Linked DNA regions of Homo sapiens: region 2 is linked to region 1. A link is a loop called in an ENCODE intact Hi-C map of the cell type or tissue named here. Cell type or tissue: endothelial cell of umbilical vein. All regions are shown on one strand.

The links. Peaks named below come from ENCODE experiments on the same cell type or tissue, not always from the same donor. Only the 100,000 strongest peaks of a DNase experiment are listed, where the experiment ranks them.
Region 2: it touches region 1 in a loop (13-fold over the local background); 6 of 110 quality-filtered maps call a loop at or near these places.

What each region holds. Positions count from the first base shown.
Region 1 is chr5:39,148,094-39,150,593 of GRCh38, forward strand. All of the region lies in intron 3 of FYB1 (FYN binding protein 1), which reads right to left. Among named protein-coding and RNA genes, the nearest start is that of FYB1, 70 kb to the right of the region's middle. In endothelial cell of umbilical vein, a CTCF peak has its summit at 1,015 (motif pointing right); DNase peaks (open chromatin) are centred at 638 and 978; H3K27ac peaks cover 1,242 bases.
Region 2 is chr5:38,992,954-38,995,453 of GRCh38, forward strand. All of the region lies in intron 6 of RICTOR (RPTOR independent companion of MTOR complex 2), which reads right to left. Among named protein-coding and RNA genes, the nearest start is that of RICTOR, 80 kb to the right of the region's middle. In endothelial cell of umbilical vein, a CTCF peak has its summit at 1,540; a DNase peak (open chromatin) is centred at 1,568.

The DNA.
Region 1 (2,500 bases):
CGGCTCCTGCAATTCTTCCCTTTCTCCACCCTTATCATTATATGTATATTATATGTATTTTTTATATATATATATATATATATATATATATATATATATATATATATATATATATTTGTAGACGCAGGGTTTCATCATATTGCTCAAGCTGGTCTTGAATTCCTGGATTCATGTGATTGGCTCACCTCGGCCTCCCAAAGTGCTGGGATTATAGGCATGAGCCACCATGCCCAGCTGGCCTTTTACTTTATTGGCTATTCATGCATTTAGCTTTTAATTATCAGCAGGTTTTTTTTTTTTTTTTTTTTTTTTTTTTTTTTTTTTTAAAGAAGGAGGAAGAAATCTACATGACACATTAAACTTTGTTCTATACCTGCCTTACTGGGAGTAAAATCTTGCGGCCTTTTCTCTGGAACATGTCTTCCTATATTTAACCCACGAGGAATTTGAAAACTGACTTGTTTAAGCCAACACTTTCCAACTAGTGTGAGAGAAGACTATCTGGCAGCTGGCTACTGATACGGCAAGTCTCAAGTTTCAGAACATTTTAAGCATCTCTAATTAATGAAAAGGTTATAATGGTAAATTCTTACTTTTCCTCCAATTTTACAGACAAAAAATAAAACACACACATAAACAGAAACCAAAAAACCCTTTAAACTAACTATGAATGACTTCAGGGTAAGAACTGTTGAACCTTCCCTTTTCTAACCTTAGTCACTTCCCATTATTTACTATTTTTTATTACATCACTTTTCCTGTCTCATTACTATTAATAACCATGTAATTTGTTTGATATGCCAAAACACAACCATTGATTCTGTTTCAATATGAAAAATTATGATGTTAAAATTATAATTTAAAAAGGTACCAAGAAATGTATTACACTAAAAGGTGTTGATTTGAACATTAAAAATGATAAACATGCTCTTTTGACCCATTTCATTTTCTCTTCAAATGCCTGAGTAAAAATAGCAGAAAATGTAACAAACTGATTTCTGACCACTAGGTGGGGAAACAATACAATTTAAAATACAATATAACTTTGGCCTCAACTACTTTATTTTCAGTTATTTAGGATTTCTGATTCTCACCTGTCTGGAATCTTTTACACTCTTAAAACATCCTGACCTGAATGATATGATTGCAAGTTACTTCTGGGAACAGCTTTAGGAGTAGGCAGAACAGGCTGCAGATGATAAAGTCCACCCTGTCTTCTAAAATTCCTTCCTTGATCCCAATTAGAGATTCCACTCCACATGCTAGGGAGAACTGTAAACCTTAGGGAAGCCATTGCTCCCTGCTGCTCTAATGCTTGGCTCCTGCAATTCTCCCCTCTCTCCACCCTTACCATTTTTCCCTCTTGACTGGATCTTTCCATCAGCCTACAAAAGTGCTGTTATTTCCATCTTTAAAAAGGCTCTTGATCTCATTTCTCCCATCAGTTACTGTCCCATTTCTTTGGTTGCCCTTTCTTTGTAAAGGAGTTGTTTATATTTGCTCTGTCCAATTCCTCTCCTTTCATACTCTTTTAAAGCCATTTCAATCAGCCTTGTATCGCCACCACTCCTGACAACTTCCCCTGCACTGACCTCCACAGTCCTCACTTTTTGGCCTCCACCAGCACCTGACACAGTTTCTCACTGACTCCTCCTTGGATGCTTCCTTTCCTGGGCTTCCAAGACCCCGGCGTTATTGATTGTTCCTGTTATTCTCCTTTGCCCCTTCTCCTCCTCCCAGGCCTCAGAGAGTTACAGTGCCCCAGAGCTCAGTTCCTTTCTTCTCTGTTTACACTCCCTTCCTTGGTCATCTTAACCAGCCTTATGACTTTCAGTGTGAAATGTGTTCCTATTTCTCTCCTATTTTAAACCCAGAACTTCTTACCCAATTGGATGCTTAAAAGGTACCTCAAACTTAACATAGCCATGACCTCCAGATCTTCCTCACCTTTGTTAAACAAAACTTGTTCACCTTTGTTAAACAAAATCTAGGAGGCCATTTTTTTTCGACTAAATTCCCGCACTGGGCCCCAGAAGACCAGATTAAAAATCAAAATGGAGTCACCCACGCTCACCAAACTGAAACTGAGTTGTTATCTGGCCTTTTGGGAAATCAGGAGAGAGAGAGAATGGCCTAGCTGCCTGAAGAGGCCAGTTTTCGCTTTCTGTCATAATAATGAAGCTCTGTTTTAATCTTTACAGGAAAGACTGACCTGAAGTACCTGATGTTAACCAACCCATTATCTTTCTATTGTTCTATCTCCCTGTACCTGCCTTACAAGGAAAGTAACTTTGAAATGACCAATCCACTTTTTGGTTTTTGTTTCTGCTTTCTTTAGTTCTTTTTGTTTATAAAGCCAACCTCCTCTGCTTCAATCTTTGGAACACTTACTTTACTTTATGGAACAAAGTGTTGCCCAATTTTAGACGTGCAAATAGAAACTCTTGAGATCTTTAGATCTGTTGTGATTTTAACATCTTCATCCTTTGACATCTTCAGC
Region 2 (2,500 bases), 160 kb before region 1:
CTAATATTTGAGCTCAGACTAGAAGATCGATGTAAGGTGAGAAGGGCTGAAAATGAAGAGTAGGAAGGAAGTAACAATTGTGGTAGTAGTGGTGGGTAGTTTGCCTACACATGGTGGCAAAAGACATGTCAGATAAAAATAGTTGGCTGGACCAAAACTGGGCTCTGAAGGCCAAAGTTGGCAGGTTGAACTTCAAACTCATGGGCCAATGTAGGTTTGGAAATTTTGCAGAAGAGGGTTCTTGCTCTGGCTTTGCCACTATCTTGCTATGTATCAAGGGCATGAGATACCAGCCAATGAATCTCTTTCAAATGTAAAAAGTTTGTGGAATTCCTTATTACATGAATAAAGAAACTATATATGAAAAAAATGACAGCTCAAATTAGGTGGGCAGCGAGTAGAATTTAAATAAGATTAAGAAAAGAATAGTAGTAACTGACTAGTGGAAAAATTACATTAAAAATGAGGGAGATAAAGCCAGAAAAGAGCTGCCTGCATTGGAAGGGGGAGAGAGAAGGGGGAAATCAGAGACATGGAAAAGAAAAAAGCAGACAGAACATTTCCAAATGAATGAGATGGGTAAAATAAGAGAAAAAGTAACATAAGAATTCCTTAATTATTCATAGTGTAAGTTATCCTAAAGCAAAAAATGTTTTTCCTTATCCTTTAAAATATAATAGACATACTTTTATTAGAAATTTTAAGACTCTTGGGAATTCATACAAAAAAACTCAGTGATATAGTAATTATAATATTAAATATTAATTTATACTGCAGGTTGAGCATCCCTAATCCAAAAATCCAAAATGCTCCAAAATCAAAAACTTTCTGAGACTGACATGAGCCAGAAGTAGAAAATTCAGCATCTGACAACTTTGCTTTCTGATGGTTCAATATACATAAACTTTGTTTCATGCACAAAATTCTTAAAAATATTATACAAAATTGGCCAGGCGCGGTGGCTCACGCCTGTAATCCCAGCACTCTGGGAGGCCAAGGCGGGCAGATCACGAACTCAGGAGATCAAGACCATCCTGGTTAACACGGTGAAACCGCGTCTCTACTAAAAATAAAATAAAATAAAAAATTAGCAGGGCGTGGTGGCGGGTGCCTGTAGTCCCAGCTACTGGGGAGGCTGAGGCAGGAGAATGGCTTGAACCCGGGAGGTGGAGCTTGCAGTGAGCCGAGATTGCACCACTGCACTCCAGCCTGGGTGACAGAGCGAGACTCCATCTCAAAAAAATATATATATATTATACAAAATTAACTTCAGGATATGTGTACAAGGTGTATATGAAATGTAAATAAATTCTGTATTTAGATTTAGGTTTCATTCACAAGATAACTTACTGTGTATACACAAATATTCCAAAACCCAAAAAAATACAAAATGGGAAATAACTTCAGGTCCCAAGCGTTTTGGATAAGGAATACTCAACCTGTAGTACAGCTGCCAAGGTTTTACTAAAAAAAAAAAAAAAAAAAAAAAAAAAAAAAAAGTGCTTCAGATGCCAAAAGCACTAATGAAATTATAGTTTCTCTGGCCGATAGAGGCCACTGTTCGTTCAGCAAATGTGCTCTCACTCTAACCCTTTTAGCATAAACCAAGGAAAAGCCCTGTGCCACAATTCTACCGCTGATTCTATATCCCACCACCAAATATCAGCAATTTTCCTGTTCTAGGATTCACAAATGGTATGTGAGTCAACTACTCTGCATCTCAGAAGACAATCAAATGAAATGATATTTTTGTTATGCTATTATTTTTGAGCAATTAAAAACTACTTTAAATTAAATTTTAACTTATGCAAAAATACAAAATTGAAGTAAAACATTTACTAAAATATCCAAAATTGAATTTAATTGTCTGAATCCATTTGAAATTGTCTTTTCTTCTGACAGCAGTCTCTAAAGCGGTTATGCTCAAAGTGTAGACCAGGAAATTCTGAGGGTCCTTAAGATATTTTCAGAGATTCTGCATAGCAATACAAAGACATTATTTGTCCTTTTTACTCTTATTTTCTCACAAGTGTGTACTAAAGTTTTCCGGGGGCTCCACCGCATGTGTTATCAAAACAGACTGAATGCAGAAGCAAATATGATAATCCAATTGACTCGTTTATCAAGACAAAATTAAAGAGAGTTGCAAAACTCTAAAACAATAGCCCTCTTCTCATTAATTTTATTTTTTGGAAAATATAGTCATTCCTAAGTGCCCATCAACCAATGAGTGGATAAAGAAAATGTGGTATTATACACTATGGAATATTACTCAGCCATAAAAGCAATTGAAATAATGTCTTTTGAAGCAACTTGGATGGAGCCGGAGGCCATTATTCTAAGTCAAATTAACTCAGAAATGGAAAACCAAATATTGTATGTTCCCTGCTTATAAGCAGAGCTAAACTATGAGGACACAAAGGCATATGAATGATATAATTAACTTGGGGACCAGAGGTGGGGGGAGTTTGGGAGGAGGTGAGGGATAAAAAGATTACAT